Linked DNA regions of Homo sapiens: region 1 is linked to region 2. The links are chromatin loops, found by intact Hi-C in ENCODE. Cell type or tissue: CD4-positive, alpha-beta T cell. All regions are shown on one strand. Links, peaks and the distances in the headings refer to the core of each region. The heading gives the core; the rest is flanking DNA.

Region 1 (8,524 bases), core at 237-8,236, 380 kb after region 2:
AGCCCGGGAACAGGACTCTGTCTCAAAAATGAAAAAAAAAAAAAAAAAAGAAATACATGATTTTACATTAGTCAAATGTATCCATCTTTTATAGTGTTTGTTTGCATAGAAAAGTTTTGTCTCCTCTGAGATTACGTCTATAGTTTAATTTGATTGCAAGTGAACTAGGTACCAAGGGGTCACCAGGCACTCACTCCATCTTCTGCTTTCTCCGTTGAGAAGGTGCCTGCAGCACGTATTCTCTTTTGTAGACTCACTGCTGGGCTTTGTGCTGAGTCCTTTGTGCCATGGCGGCTCCCTGTAGCTCTGTGATCTATTCTCCTATCTGGATGCCGAAGCCCACGCGTGCCTTCTCTGGGCTTCCCGCTGTTCTTGCAAGCTTACTTTCTGCACAACTTCAGACTCAGCTTGTCTGGTTCTGAATGATCCTGTTGTTTTTTTATTGGCAATGACTTCAGGGATGAAGCTCCGTTTAGTCTTTCCATCCTGGGATGGGCTGCTTTTTGTGTCCCCCAGCAGAACTTGAAAGCTTTCTTGGTACAGGGCTCACATCTTTTACTAAGTTATTTATTTATTTATTTTTCTCCTTTTTGAGACAAGGTCTTGCTCTGTTCCCAGGCTGGAGTGCAATGGCGCAGTCTCAGCTCACTGCAACCTCCACCTCCCAGGCTCAAGCAATTCTCCTGCCTCCTCCCACCTCGGCCTCCCAAGTAGCTGGGACCACAAATGCACGCCACCACACCCAGCTAGTTTTCGTATTTTTGGTAGAGATGGGGCTTTGCCATGTTGCCCAGGCTGGTCTCAAACTCCTGGGCTCAAGCAATCTGCCTGCCTCAGCCTCCCAAAGTACTAGGATTACAGTTGTGAGCCACTGCCATCTGGCCAGCTTCATAAGCATTTTATAATTTTCTTTCTTTCTGGTTGTTGTGGATTTGGGCTTATTTATTTTGTTCCCAGCCTCCTTACTGACGTACGCTTTTGCTATAGGTGGTTTTCAGTTGATTTTGCAGGGATACAGCCACATCATCCGTTTAAAAATGGCCATTTCCCCTCCACTTTTCCACATGGACTCCTGTGTTAGTCAGCTCGCTGCCATGATGGAAATAGCACACTGGGCAGCTCACACACACACATTTATTTTCCCACACTTCTGGAGGCTGGAAGTCCAAGACTCCAGTGCCAGCAGGTTTGGTTTCTCCTGAGGCCTCTCTCTCTGGCTTGTAGGTGGCATCTTCTCACTGGGTCCTCACCTCCTGAGGTCTCTCTCTCCTTGCAGGGACACCCATCACTTCAGATGACAGTCCCTCAGGGTCCCTGTCTCCAGGTAGCCTGGCACTGGGGGTCAGGTCTTCAACACAGGAATCCCAGGATTGGGGGGGTGATTCCATCTGTAGCAGCACCTGACTCTCTCTTCCTAACTGCAGGACGCCCAAGTGGTAAGTGCTGGCACTGGCATGGCGTCTGCCCCTGAGCCGAGAAACAGCCCTTGCAGGTCCTCGCTGTCCCCAGGGTGGCTAGGGCCGGGCCGGCGTCTGTGAGGGATGTGAGGTCACGTAGTTGAGGTTGAGGGGCAGCAGAGGCGGGAGGCTGGCGTGCTCTAGAGAGGCTTGTTATCTTGGGGTGGGGGGGCATGGGAGGGTCAGCAGGGACAGGGCAGGGTGGGGGAAGAGCTGTGGGAGGTGCTGGAAGGGCACAGGTCCCTGGACCGCAGGCAGCGGTGCATAGGGGGAGCCTGAGAGAGCCATGTGGAGTCACCCCCCATGCCCAGCCGGGCTCTGCCCACCCTGGGTCCTCCCAGGCTCATGGGGGAGCCTCCTGGGGCCCAGGTGTGTGGCCCCAGCAGCTGTGGCACGGGTATCTGGCCAGTGGCCCTGACCCAGCCTGGTGAAATGCACTATATAAATGTAAATTTCCCTGCAAACTGCTCGCTCACTCATTCAACAAGCAATCAGTGCAGCGCTGTCACTCCAATTTTCCACACTTTGTGTCTCTGTTCTCTGTCTGGGGCAATCCTGTTTCCCTGGGCTGTGGCAGGCTGGCAGCTGGAAAAGTTCAGCTTCTCAGATGCAGACAGGACCACCCAGCGGGCCGCCACTGAAGGGTGGGGCACAGCTGCAGGTGGCTGAACCAGGCAGGGTGTCCCAGCGAGGTCTCTCCAGGCTCGGGGATTGGGTCGGTCGCCTGAGGCTCGGGGATTGGGTCGGTCGCCTGGGATGGGGAGTGGATTTGGGAAGAGAAGAGCCTGATTGGTGGGCCCTGGGGAGAGGGAGATGCACGCCCATCTTCTCTGGGCAGATGGGGGTGAGGGAGGAAGAAGTGGGGGAGCTCCGTTTAGGGCTCTCCCTCCCTCCCTTCCTCAGGGAGCTCCTGGGTACCTGGGCCTCCGGGCCTCCTCTGCACTCCACCTGGAGGGACAGCAGCACAGGGGCTGTCTCTGGAGCACCGTGGCAGCCTCAAACAAGATGTTCCCTCCAGCAGCAGCTTGCTTGCCTCCCATTGGTCAAGAGCAGACAGCCCATGGGGTCTCCTTTTAAAAGCAGGGAAACTGAGGCCAGGGAGTGAGGTATATACTCCCCCAGGGCAAGTAGCAGACCTGAGGCTCGAGGCCGGCCCTGGGCCACATCCGTGGCACCCTGGAGGTGGAGACAGCAGGCAGGGCACAGGCATCAGGGGCTGGGCATGGATAGTGGAAGGGGGAGACCATGCTCAGAGCCCAGGCCCTGCCCCAGAGGCCCACACACCAGACCTGACCCTCCCCCGTCTCAGCCACTGTGCAGTCCTGGCTGCCCCCATCCTCTGTGGGCTCCGTGCTGCCCCTCGTCCCCGGGGTGTTCCCTGCCCATGCCTGCTGGCTGGGATTCATTTATCTCGGTATCTGCACATCCCCTAGCTTTTGGGGCTCGGGAGGGAGGCCCAGCTTCAGTGCCAGGGAGGAGTGGAGAGGCTCAAGGCCTTCCAAGGGCTGCGGGTTCATCCAGTGCTCACCTGCCTGTCCTATGAAGGGACACGAGCAGCTGACCAGGGACAGCAGGGCAGCCCCAGGGATGGGCTCCTTTTAAAAAAACAGCTTTATCAAAGTATCATTGGCATACAACAAACCTCACATATTTAACATGTACAATGTTATGGGTTTTGACATGTGTCCATGCGTCCATGCCAGCAAGAACATCCCCAGGACCCAGGACACAAACATTCTGGTCACCCCCAGAAGTCATTTCTGTCCCTTCCTGACACCTCCTCTCCACCTTTCCTCTGAGCCCGGCAACCACTCATCTTTAGTCACTGTAGATTAAGTTTCACTGTCTAGAATTTTGTACAAATGTACACTTTTCCCCTCTGGCTTCTCTCACGCAGCACAATTATTTTGTAATCCATTCATGTCGTCTTGAGTAACAGTAGTTCTGTTTTGTTGCTGAGCTGAGCAGTACTCCATTGTGTGGTTATGATACACAGTGATACAGTTTACAATTCACCTTTTGATGGACATATGGGTAGTTCCAGTTTGGGGCTGTTACAGATAAAGTTCAATGCACTTCAAGTATAAGTCTTTGTGTGGACATGCACTTTCATTTCCCCTGGGTAAATGCCTAGGAGTGGAATGGTGAAATTGTAGGGTAGATGTATATGTAATTTTTAAAGAAACAGCCGAGCTGGTTTCTAAACTGGCGGTTCGACTTTACTCCCCACCGCGATGCACGCACACTCCCCCGTGTCCTCACCTGCACTTGGCAAGGTTGGTCTTTGTAATTTCAGCTGCTCCAATAGGTGCACAGTGGCAGCTTTGTGCGGTTTTAACCTGCGTTTTCCTGATAATTAGCAATGTCGAGCATCTTTTCATGTATTCACTTACCAGCTGTGTATCTTCTCTGGTAAGAACGTCTCCTCAAATCTTTGGTGTGTTTTGAATTGGGTTGTTTCTCTTAGTATTAATTCGTAAGAAATTTTCCACTGCTTTTTCAAATTGAACTATAACATGACATTAACCATTTTAAAGCATGCAATTCTGTGATTTTTAGTGTATTTATAAGGTTGTGAAACCATCATCGCGGCCTAATTCCAGAACATTTTCCTCACCCTGTGAAAGTTGATCTTACAAATTGGGTCATTCTTGTCACACCCAACTACATGAGAGTAGGAGGCTGAGGGAAAAGCACTCGGGGTGCAAGACATTCCTCTAGGAATGTGATTCTCTGCAAGTCCAGCTGCTGAAACTGCTGTCACCTGAAGGCAGCCTCATCTGCAGCAACTGCGATCAGGGCCGCAACTCCGGGGCCGACTTTGCCCGGCCTGGCCCAGCAGTGGGGACTTGCGGGCCCGAGCTTTTCCAATGCCCGACGTCCTCGGGGCCACAGGTGACCTTCCTGTTTCCTGAGCTGCAGCCTTGTTTTTATTCTCAGATGGGGAGCGCCCCTGGTCTGAGTGTGTGCCCCGAACTGCAATTCCTTCCTCTCAAATAAAACACACGAAACATAGAGATTCATCTACGTTTTATTTTGACTTCGACAAAGAGGAAGCCCTGTTCCCATTCCGCAGTCGCTGCCTGCTCTCCGCCCCAGTCCCTGCCACCAGGAGTCTGCACTGGGCCTCCGGAGACCACAGCCACTTGGGAACCGGAAAGGAAGGGGGACAGAACAGGAATGGCCATCCCGGAGCTGGGACTGGCTGTCGCTGGGCCCGAGGTTTTCAAGGGTTCCGGAGCGCGGCCTCCGTGGCTGGGCCTCAGAGACTAACAGACTCAGGCTGCCCGCGCCCCAGCTCAGCGCCCAGGGTCCCACGACCGCCATCAAGGCAGCTGGGGCGGCCTCGACCCCTGCCCCATTGGATGCTGTGGCTCCCGCCCCAGAGCGGTCCCCCAGCCCCGTCAGGAGGGCCGCCAATCACAGTGCCCCATCTCTCCCACCGCAGGGATTGGTCTAGGGCCAGGCACATGGCCTAAGCTGTCCAATCACAGTACCCCATCTTTACGACCACAGTGATTGGTCCAGGAGTGGGCACATGGCCCAGGCCATCCAATCATAGTGCTCCATATGTCTAACCACAGTGATTGGTCCAGGGACAGACACATGGCCTAGGCTGTCCAATCATGGTGCCCCATCTGTCTAACTATAGTAATTGGTCCACACATGGGCACATGGCCTAGGCTGTCCAATCATAGCTCCATAGGGAGGAGGAACAGAGCGGGCATAGGGAGGAAGGGAGTAGGGGAGGAGAGGGAAGGCGAAGGAGAGAGGGAGGAGAGGAAGGGTGGGGGGTGGATGGGGGAGGTGAGAGGGAATGAGGGAGGAAGGGCAGGGTAGCGGGACAGGGGAGGGTGGGTGCTTTGCAATTTAATAGGGTGCCAGCACCCAAGGCCTCCCGAAACTCTCCTTTCCAGGGCAGAGACCGTGGCTCCAGCCCACACAGGCCCCGAGGGAGTTCTGGGCGCAGCCCTCCCATCCACGCCCCTGCAGGGCAGCCAGCCACCTGCCAAAGTGGGGCTTCGCCCACCCTCAGGGCCTGATTTATAAGGTGTCTTGCTGCTGGTCATTTGCTTTCTCCAAAGCCTACAGAAATCTAATTGCTGTTTGAAGAAAAAAAAAATGCCCTAAATAAAGCAGTTAATTGCAAGCAGCAGCTCCTTTAGGCGCAGCCTTGCGGTCCTGGAGCTGCCGGCCATGGACCCCGAGCGGGGCGCCGGGGTGGGGCCTGGGCCGCAGACAGATCGGGGATCGGGCCGGGGGCAGCTGGGGTGGGCTCAGCAGAGCAGTCCCTGGCCCCGCGGTTAATTGAAATAACCGGGTCAATACACGGCCGCCGGGACCCAGCCCCATTTGATCTCTCTCCTGGGCAGATTAATTAAGTGTTATCAATTAGCGGCCCTGGGTAAAGGGCCACACTGTCAGGCCTGATGGGGACCGAGCGCGCCACAGGTCCGGGCCGATGTCCGTGGGGGCGACAGGCCTGCCAGGCGGGCTTCAGCGGGGAAGCCAGGGGTCAGGGACCAGGTCCCTGGGGCAGCGCCAGTGCGGGCAGTCCCCGAGCCTTGGACAGCCCAGCACGGGTCCAGCCCCGGCCCCAGCACGGCTCCTGCACCGCCCCAGGACGTCCCCTGCATAGCCCAGGACAGCCCAACGCCGCCCAGCAGGGCCCCAGGACAGCTCCAGGACGGCCCCAGCATAGCCCAGCACGGCCCCAGCCCGGCCCCCGCACCCCCTCCCCCCGACCCGCCCAGCACCGCCCAGGAGGGTCCCAGCACCGCCCAGGAGGGTCCCAGCACCGCCCAGGAGGGTCCCAGCACCGCCCCAGGAGGGTCCCAGCACGGCCGCAGGGCACGCGGCGCTGTGGAGCGCATGAGCGGGGTGCGCCCTAGGGTGCGGCCCGCGCTGGCAGCCCCAGCCCGACTGCCGACCGCCGCTGCCGTAGAAACTGGGCCCATCCGCGGTGCCGGTGCAAGGTGCGGCCGTGGGGAGGCGGCGGGGCCGGGCCGCCGGGAGCTGGGAGCCGCGGCCACATCGGTGGAGCAGGGCGAGGCGCCACCTGGCGGCGGGCCCTCCCCTCCCGTGCGCGGCGCCGGAGCCGCTGGGGCCCCTTCCCGCTGCCGCAGCCCGCCTGGAGGTCCCCGCCCTCCAAGTCCCTGCCCGCCAGCCTCTTCTCCCATCATGGCGCCGTCGCCTGCAGCCTCTCTGGACACTGAACGTCATGTTCAGCCTGGACACTCACAAATGGTCTGGCTCCCCACACCCCAGGCTGCCCACACAGGCACCCCTGCTGACCCCGGCAGGGCCCGGGCTTCCGGCCTTCTTTATAGGACCAGAACAGCGAGGGGGACTGAGGAGTGAGGGCTGCCTGAGCCCGGCCTTCTTTATAGGACCAGAACATGGAGGGGGTCTGGGGAGTGAGGGCTGCCTGAGCCGGGTCTCTGGAAAGCAGTCCTTGAGGCTCAAGGGTGAGGCTGGGAGGAAGCTCTTCCCTCATCACCCCACCCTTCCTACCTCTCTTTGCTGGTCCCAGCTGGGTGGCCATACTCTTCCATCTTGGACTAAAGAGCCCTCCAGGGAACATGGGCCAGCACACGCCTGTCCTGAGCCTTGGAGCAGCTGGAGTTCGACAGACTTGGCCTCAGCTCGGTTTTTGCCATGTCTGCTGGGTGGCCGTAAGGAAGTTGCTCCAGCTCTGAGTCCCAGTTTCCTCCTCTTGCATGACTGTTCTGATTATTAAGAGACCAGATGTGAAAAGAGCTGTGGACCAGGAAGAAAGGAGATGATGATTATGGCAATGGCTATGGTGGAGGTGATGAGGATGATGGTGGTGGTGATGGTGATGATGGTGATGCTGGTGGTGATGATGATGGTTGATGATGATGGTGATGGTGATGATGGTTATGGCTGATGGTGATGGTCATGATGGTGATGGTGGTGATGGTGATGATGGTGATATGGTAATGGTCATGATGGTTATGGTGGTGATGATGGTGATAGTGACAATGATGATGGAGGTGACGTTGGTAATGATGGTGGTAGTGATGGTAGTGATGATGGTGATGGTGGTTGATGGTGATGGCAGTTGATGGTGATGGTCATGATGGTGATGGTGGTGATGGTGATGATGGTGATATGGTAATGGTCATGACGGTTATGGTGGTGATGATAGTGATAGTGACAATGATGATGGAGGTGATGTTGGTAATGATGGTGGTAGTGATGGTAGTGATGGTGGTGGTGGTTGGTGGTGATAGTGGTGATGGTGATGATGGTGATGGTGGTGACACTGAGGTGATGGTGGTGGTAGTGGTCATGATGGTGGTGGTGATGGTGGTGATGATGGTAATGGTAGTCATGGTGATGGTGATGGTGATGGTGGTGATGATAAAGGTAGTGGTGATGGTGGTGGTGATGACAATGATGGTGATGGTGATGATAGTGGTGATGGTGGTAATAGTGATGACGATGGTGGTGGTGATGATGGTAACAATGGTGATGGTGGAGATGGTGATGGTGGTGATGGGGATGATAGTGGTAGTGACGATGGTGGTGGTGATGATGATGGTGATGATGATAGTGACAGTGATGATGGTGATGGTATTGGTGATGGTGATGATGGTGATAGTGATGGTGGTGATAGTGATGGTGGTGGTGGAGATATGATGGTGATGGTGATGGCGGTGATGTTATTGATGGTGATGGTGACAAAGATGACACTGGTGATGGTGGTGATGACGGTGATGATTATACTGATGTGATGATGTGATATTGATGGTAGTGACGATCATGGTGGTGGAGATGATGGTGATGGCGGTGATGATGGTGATGGATGGTGGTGGTGGTGATGGTGATGATGGTGATGGTGGAGATGATGGTGATGGTGATGGTAATAATGACAGTGGTGATGGTGGTGACAATGGTGGTGATTGTGATGGTGGTGGTGGTGGTGGAGATGATGGTGCTGGTGATAATAATGACAGTGGTGATGGTGGTGATGATGGTGATGACTGTGATGGTGATGATGGTGATGATTGTGATGGTGATGATGATGATGATTGTGATGG
Region 2 (8,524 bases), core at 405-8,404:
TTGCTTTTGGTGTTTTAGACATGAAGTCCTTGGTTTCTGTATTATGTCCCCATCGTACAGGTTGGAAACTGGTTCTCAGATAAAGTCACATAACCAAGAAGTTGTAGAGGCAGAATTAGAACTAAGGCAGTCTGATTCCAAAGCCTGGAGCTACTAGCTCCATTATCACAGTGCCTCCCTGGAAGGCAAGAGAGAGACAATTCCCTGATAGGGCTTGAGAAGGGAATGTGAGGCTGGATATTGGCCACAAGGGCATCCCATGGAATATGTACTCTCTGGGAGACAACTAGAGGGAACACTTCCAGGGATAAGAAAGCTGCAACTAACTTTCAAGCTCTGCCTGCACTGTAGAGTGACCTCAGTCTTAAGGCATCTTTCAAATAGTTCTGGCCCATCTCTCCCGCTCTTCCCATCCCAAAGTTTGTTAACTATATGTGTAATGTGTATTCAGTACTTTTTAGTATGATCCATTTTAAGAAGGTTTTAAAAAAGGTATCACTGATGGTTCTGGACAAGATGGGATAGGTCCATTCTGTCCTATTTCTCCTGCTGATTTCAACTAAAAATCCTGGGCAAAATTTATAAAGCAACTACCAGACGACTCTGAAAGAAGATAGAGTGGCCAAGGACCTCAGGACTCATAGCACAACTCAGCAGTGGGTTATCTGTTTGTTTTCTTCCTCCTGTATATCCTGGTCTGGGTGCTATGGCAGTCTGCAACCTACAATTGCAGACCAAAATTTTGAAAAGAACCTAATGTCTCCAGCCAAAAGATCTGGAATAGGATGCCCTGCAAGATGAAGCTTCTTTGAGTATACCTCCCTGTATTAGGCTGTTCTTGCATTGCTGTAAAGAAATATCTGAGACTGGGTAATTTACAGAGAAAAAAGGTTTAATTGGCTCATGGTTCTGCAGGCTTTACAGGAGGCATGGTGCTGGCATCTGCTTGGCTTCTAGGGAGGCCTCAGGAAGCTGACAAGCATGGTGGAAGGTGAAGGAGGAGCAGGCCATAACATAGCAAAAGGAGGAGCATCAAGACCAATGAAAGTTTCAATAAGAAATAAAAAAAGCAGGAGCAAGCAAGAGAGAGAGTGGGGGGAGATGCCACTTACTTTTAAGTGATCAGATGTTTTGTGAACTCAGAGTAAGAGCTCACTTATCACCAAGGAGATGGCCCAAGCCATTCGTGAGGAATCCACCCCCATGATCCAAATACCTTTCACCAGGCTCCACCTCCAGCACTGGGGATTAAAATTCAACATGAGATTTGGGTGGGGACAAATACCCAAACTATATTACTGCCCTACTCCAGATGAACACCTTAAAGAAATTGCACCCCTCCCACTGGATGCTTCAGCATGGAGACTGTGGGGTGGCGCCCTGTCAACATGCCCACCGAGCACTAAGTGAAGGACAATAAAGAGTCAGTGTCTCTACACTAGAGACTTGGGGAGGATTTCAGAGAAGAGAGAACTGGAGAGAAAAATCTTTAACTCTGTGTATGAAGTCCTGAGCACACCTCTGAGCAGCTCATGCTTGAAACTGACCAGAATCAATAAAGCAGAAACTTTGAGAATTCAACTATGGTGTGGAATACTGCCTAGGTTTCAGATTAACCTCTAGGTAGCACACAAACAGGGTGGATGGAATACTACTCGGCCATAAACAGAATGAATTAATGGCATTTGCAGCAACCTGGATGAGATTGGAGACTTATTCTAAGTGAAGTAACTCAAGAATGGAAAACCAAACGCTGTATGTTCTTACTCATAAGTGGAAGCTAAGCTATGAGGATGCAAAGGCATAAGAATGACATAATGGACTTTGGGGACTCGGGGGAAAGGGTGAGAAGGAGGTGAGGGATAAAAGACTACAAATTGAGTGCAGTATACACTGCTTGGGTGATGGGTGCACCAAAATCTCACAAATCACCACTAAAGAAGCTACTCGTAACCAGACACCACCTGTTCCCCAGTAACCTATGGAAAAAAATTTTTAAATAAATTATAACAATGCCTGATACGCTTTTCATTGTATGCAGAGGTAATATTTAAGACAACTATGTTATAAAGAATGGGAGAGCAAAGGGACTTAAATGGTGGTAAGGTTTCTGTATTTCTCTTGAAATGGTAAAATATTGATATTACTAGACTGATAAGGATGTGTATGATAATCCCAAGGGTAACCACAAGTAAAAATTATAGAAAAAGATAAAGCGAACAACACTATAGGTAAATCAAAATAAAGTAGTACAAAATGTTCAAATAGCCCACAGGAAGGCAGGAAATGGAAAACGGGAATAAAAAACAGGGGAAGAATAAAAATAAAATAATAAAACGGCAGACCTAAATCTTGACATCTGTAATTACATTACATGTAAGTGGTCTAAACAGACAAAGATTATCAAAATAGATTTTTTAAATGACCCAATTATAATGCAGTGTACAAGAAAATCACTTTGAATATAGTGCTACAGGCAGGTTAAAAGTAAAAATATGAAAAAAGATATACCACTTTGACATGGGTTTTTAAAAATCTTGAGTGCCTATATAAATATCAGACAAAGTAGGCTTCAGAGGGCTGGGTGTGGTGGCTCATACCTATAATCTCAGTGCTTTGGGAGGCCGAGGCAGGAGGATTACTTGAGGCTAGGGTTTAAGACCAGCCTGGGCAACATAGCAAAACCCTGTCTCTACAAAAAAAAATTAAAAGTTGGCCAGGTGTGGTGGCATGCACCAGTAGTTCTAGCTGCTCAGGAGGCTGAGGTGGGACGAGCCCTTGAACCTAGGAGTTCAAGGTTAACAGTGAGCTATGACTGAACCACTGTACTCCAGCCTGGGCAACAGAGTGAGGCCCTACTTAAAAAAAAAAAAAGTACACTTCAGAGCAAAGAAAATTACCAAGAATAAAGAGAGACATTACACAATAATAAAGGTATCAATTCACCAAGAAGACAACCACCCTAAATGCACCAAACAAGAGAGCTTCAAAACGTGGAGTAAAACTGACAACTGAAAGGAGGAGTAGACACATCCCTGTTTATACTTGGTACTTCTGTACTCCTCTCTTGGTACTTGATAGAACTAGACAAAATCAGCAAGGATGTGGAACAACTAATTAGCATCATCAACCAACAGGACCTACTTGCCATTTATAGAACATTCTCCTATACAGTAGAATACACATTTCTTTTAAAGTGCATTTGAGGCATTCAGCAACACAGGCAACAAAGCCCTAAAGGTGATGAGGCACCTTTGCTGAAGTAGCTGAATGTTCCTGGAGAGAAGCGCACAGTGAGGCTTTCCAAGTCACTTTCCAAATATATCACCACCTAAAAATCACAGTTATGTGTGCTCACTATTCTCTAAAACAACTGGTTCATGTGTGTCTTTTCTCCTTAGCCTCTTTCAGTACTTTCCTGCCCCTACTCCCACTTCTCAGATGGTTACCTTGTGTCTTATGGAAATGGTAAGAGTCTCCACCTGCTGTGGCTTGAATGGCTCCCCTGAGCTCATGTTGCTATTTAATTGCTATTTTACCAGTATTCGGGGTGGAGTCTTCAAGAAGTGATTGGGTCATGAAGCCTTCACTCTCATGAAGGGGTTAAAGCCATTGTGGGAGTGGGGTTCTCATCAAAAAGATAAGTTTGGCCTACTTCTCTCTCTGTCTCATGCACTGACTTGACCTTCCACCGTGGGCTGACCCTTGCCAGATGCTGGTGTCATGCTCTTGGACTCTCCTGCCTCCAGAACTGTGAGCCAAATAAACTTTATAAATTGCCAAGGCTGTGGTACTCTGTCAGAGCAGCAGAAAACAGAATAAGACACCATGTTTTCACCAGCAAATGTCCTAACCCCCCCACGTTTACCCTTTCTGGCTCCCGCTTGTTGGGATGGGTGGGGTTCCCTATTCTGTCAGTGGCCACCCCCTCTTATTTTATAGGATTTTGCTCTTGTTGCTGCCCCCACTTGCCCATATGGAGCTAATCTTGTCAGCATACCCGCATGTTCTGGTGGCCCCCCTTGTCTGTATTCCGTAAGGTACTAGAGGGCAGGAAATGTATTTTATTCCTGTTTCTTTGGCTGTCTAGAGCCTGGCAGTAAACCTAGGGTGGTGTTTGGCTCCTTGGTAGGGGCTCAATACATCTTTGTGGAACGAATGAAAGTGTGTCCTACAGTACATGCTCAGCAAATGATTTTGAATGAGTGAGTGCCAGTTGCCCCCCCTCCTCCCATTAAAATGCCAGTATTCCTGGCATACTACTTTGAGTTATCAGAATGGAGGAAGAGAATTTCTGCTTGATTTTGCCAAGATCCTCCAGCCTTAAGCACACGCCCCCTCAGGTGTCATGCGCCATGGCTGCCACTAGATGGCAGAAGAGAAGCATTGCTCCTGGGGAGAGTAAGCCTGGGGGAGCACTCAGTGCAGTGTAGATGAAATAATCGTGTAACAGGAGGTGTCTGTACAGAACGCAGATATCCACGGATGAGATGCTGTGTCTTGCTTCTCACTGCGTGGTGAGAGAGGCTGCTAGGAACTGGGATGGAGCTTACTAGCTGTGCCGTCTTGGACAAGATACCGAGCTGCTCAGTGTGTTTCCCCACCAGTAAAGCAAGTATAATCATGGCATCTCTCTTAGGGTATGAAGAATATGTGGCTTAATAGTTGTGTGCTATTTAACACAGAGATTAGCACCTTGTAAATGAAGCTCCGTGTAAGTACTTGATACATAATTCTTTACATTATTATTAGGCTTTTAACTCACAAAGTTTTTCTAGCGACATTCCCATTTAACCCCACAACCCTGTTAAGCAGGTCTAACAGTACCCAATTTTAGAGAGGAGGGGCCTGAGGCCTGAAGAGGCTGAGATGACTTATCTAAAATCCAGATAATACGTGGCAGCTCCAAGATTGAAATTTAGCAGGGCTGATTCCCAAATTCAGGGCATTGGCCACTAAAAGCAACACCACTACTCCCTACAGACTTGGATGTGGGGTGTGTGTGTGTGTTGTAAACCAACTCCACATGTTGTTCTTGCAGAGCCTCCAGGTAGAGGCCTTACTCCTCTTGGGTGTTCAGTAAACACTGGGTGCCAGGAGCATCTAGACCCTGTGGGAGGGGAGCTGCACCAGGGATGCAGATGCTGTCCACCAGGCTGCACCTATCCTGGCCTCCCTGGTACCCTGTGCCCACCCTTGATAAGGCAGCCAGCCTTTCCCTGTGATCCCTGGCATGGCTGCCCCATTGGCTCCAGAAGATGAGTCCTTGAGGTTGGCATTGTGGGTCATTTGGGTTGGTATTAGAAAAGTAAAACATTCATTGTAGGGAGTTTAGAAAGTAAAATCTCCATTAGAAGTTTTTGGTATTTCATATTATCCTTTTAGCCTTTTTCCTGTAAGTACATTTTTATATTTTATAAAAAATGAGATCATACTGCACATACTATCCGTAGCTTGATTTTTCCACCTAATGTTTTGTGACTGTCTTTCTGTTTTAAATATTCTTCTGTAAGCTAAATTCAGGTATATTCAGAGAGCTGAAGAAAGACCCAACATTATCTTCCCAGTGTTCAGTATGGAGCTTGGCAGACACTGAGGGTCATTCTGTGTTTGAGGAAAGGATGAGGCAATGGGAGGCCCTGTGCATGGTGGTTTAAGGCAGAATTATCTGGTTGACCCTGGCTCTGGCTCTACCACTCCCAAGCTGTGTGATCTCAGGTGACTTTACAAAACCTCTCAGAAGTAAGACGAGGATAGTAGCAGGCCCTATGTCAGGGTGGTCATGGAGATTAATCAGTGCATTCCCTGAGAACACTGCCTGCCCATGGTCATCACTCAAAATGTGCTAACTACAATTAATTCATGTCTAACTAAGACAGAATGGGGTAAGTGACAGAAGAGGGATGATGTTTACTTAATTTCTTCAATGCCTCCTTATTGATCTTAGAATGAAATCCAGATTCACTAAAGAGTTCCTCAGTCCTCTAGGACCTGGCCCTTTTTTCTCATTGATCATACTGCCTGCTCCTATTCTGAGGGTAACAGGAACCTCGAGGAGGGTAAGTGACATTTAGACTGAGACTCCAAGGGTGAGGGGAGACTTCCAGGCTGGGGGACGGGGTCTGTAAATTCCCACTGTCATGTGGGAGGAAAGATCATCCAGCGGGTCCTGAAATTGGCTGCACGTTGGCGTCATCTGGGGACCTTTACATGCTGCTGATGCTCAGCTTCTGCGCCACGTGCTCTGATTTAGTTGATGAGGTGCAGACCTGGGCATAGAAAGCAGTTGCTTTCAAGAGTAGCTGTGAACATGGTGATCTCTTCTAGAATGTCCCCATTTCCCAGGAGGATATTCTGTTTCCCTATAACGTTTTGAAGAGTCTCAGTAGAAGCAGCCTGTTTTTGACAAAAAGATCGTCAGAGTACAGCTCAGCACATTCTCACAGACAGAATCGCCCTGGTCCAGACATCGTCAGCATCCTGGAAGCTGCCATGCCACCTATCACTACCCCCACCAAGGGAGCCACTACGCTGACTTCTAAATACAGATTATTTTTGTCTGTTGTTGTGCTTTATATAAAAATGTATGCTCTGTGTCTGGCTTCTTTTAATCGACATTTCGTGAGTGCCGTCTGTGTTGCTGTATGCCCATGTAGATCACTGTCATTGCTGTTTAATACTGCATTTTTGAATATACAACTATTCTTATACATTTGCCTATTGATGGGCATGTAGGCAGTGTCCAGTTTGTGGCTATTTCACATCGTGCTGCTATGAAGACTCTCGTGCATGTCTTGTGAGCCAATGCGTGCATTTGTGTTGGACAGTTCCTGTTTACCCGGTCATGGGGTGTGCCCACGTTCAGCTTCGGTAGGTGGGAAACGGTGGTGCCTGCTCACAGCCCACAGTGTGTGGGAGCTCCACATCCACGTGTATGCTTATTTTCTGTTTTGTTCATTTTGGCATTTGGTGAGTGTGTAGTCACATCCCAGTGGGCTTTGCTTTATGTTTTTCCTGATGATTAACAAACTCAAGCACCTTCTCATCCACTTCCTGGCCATTCAGGTCTCCTCTCGTGTGAAGCCTCTTAATCTCCTGCCCATTTTTCTATCCTGTGAATACGGGATAGCCCTCTGTGACTGGTTGGTTGTTTTCAATGTAGACATTATGCACATTTACCTTACATTTATTCTTAGATGTGTGTCATTTTTCATCACCAAAGAGAAACGATTGAAAGGGCAGACACTTCCCCCAAGTCAGCATCTTTAGACACCATGAGTATTAGCAAACGGCCTGTGGTAAGGCCAGGTATCAGCAACACTCCTGGGGTGAGAGCACTTTGCCTTGGCCACAGAGAAGACAGTTGCCGTGACTTGGGCCCACAGGGCTGTAGTGGGCACTGCTGATGACCCCTTGCCCGTAAGGTCCCTTCCTGCTCTCTTAGCCACCCCTGGCTTTGGCATGCTTGACTGCAGCTTGTGGCCTTAAAGGAGGCCTTGGGTGCTGGAGCCATACCCTGCACAGAGGACAGGAAGAGCCTGAGTTGAGGTCTGTGCCTCCTCAGCCTGAGCCAGTGCCAACGAATGGGATGTGAGTACAAATGCCCGGCTCCTTTGCCTGGAGGTGGAACAAGCTGTGGCATATCTTATCCAGATTTTATTTTATTACTGTTTTTTGAGACGGCGTCTTGCTCTGTCACCCAGGTTGGAGTGCAGTGGCGCAATCTCGGCTCACTGCAAGCTCCGCCTCCCAGGTTCACGCCATTCTCTTGCCTCAGCCTCCTGAGTAGCTGGTACTACAGGCGCCCACCACCACGCCCGGCTAATTTTTCTTTGTATTTTTAGAGACAGGGTTTCACCATGTTAACCAGGATGGTCTCAATCTCCTGACCTCGTGATCTGCCCACCTCAGCCTCCCAAAGTCCTGGGATTACAGGCGTGAGCCACCGCATCTGGCCCTTACCCAGATTTTTAAAAAATGTTTTTAAAAAGTGTGGTAAAATATACGTAACAGAAAATTTACCATTTTAACCATTTTAAGTATACAATTCAGTGACATTAAGTATAGCCACGTTGTTGTGTAACCATCACTACCATCCATTTCCAGAATGTTCTCATCTTCCTGAGCAGAAAGTCTACCCACTTAAGCAATAACTCCCATCCCCCTGACTCCCAAGAGTCTCTATGTGGCTCTATGGATTTGACTCCTCTAGGTCCCTTACATGTAGTATCATACGGTATTTCTCTTTTTGTGTCTGGCTTATTTCACTTACCATAATATTTCCAAGGTTCATCTGTGTTGTGGCATGTAACAGAATTTCCTTCATTTTATGGCCGAATGATATTCCATTGTATGGATGGACCACATTTGTTTATCCATGCATTTGTTGATGCACACTTTCTGGCTGCTGTGAGCATTGATACATAAGTATCTCAGTCCCGGCTTTTAGTTGTTCTGAGTATGGATCTAGGAGCAGAATTGCTGGATCTGTAGTTATCTCATGCTCCTGGGCTCCTCCAGGGCT

Evidence for each region. Hi-C counts contacts between places; a loop is a spot of excess contacts. Peaks named below come from ENCODE experiments on the same cell type or tissue, not always from the same donor. Only the 100,000 strongest peaks of a DNase experiment are listed, where the experiment ranks them.
Region 1: a loop joins it to region 2, with 9 times the contacts of the local background. A loop is called at or near these places in 10 of 110 quality-filtered maps.

The regions. Positions count from the first base shown.
Region 1 is chr4:1,506,834-1,515,357 of GRCh38, forward strand. No RefSeq gene overlaps it. Among named protein-coding and RNA genes, the nearest start is that of NKX1-1, 100 kb to the left of the region's middle. RefSeq lists an enhancer at 5,222-5,872. In CD4-positive, alpha-beta T cell, for the core only: CTCF peaks have their summits at 6,532 (motif pointing left) and 6,731; DNase peaks (open chromatin) are centred at 5,028 and 6,498; H3K27me3 peaks cover 869 bases.
Region 2 is chr4:1,126,382-1,134,905 of GRCh38, forward strand. All of the region lies in intron 1 of LOC124900647 (nascent polypeptide-associated complex subunit alpha, muscle-specific form-like), which reads left to right. It overlaps LOC105374344 (a long non-coding RNA gene), which reads left to right. Exons shown (of 3, transcript NR_134676.1): 2 at 5,948-6,059; 3 at 6,328-6,594. Among named protein-coding and RNA genes, the nearest start is that of RNF212, 17 kb to the left of the region's middle. RefSeq lists a silencer at 4,276-4,395. In CD4-positive, alpha-beta T cell, for the core only: CTCF peaks have their summits at 4,385 (motif pointing right) and 4,585; a DNase peak (open chromatin) is centred at 4,370.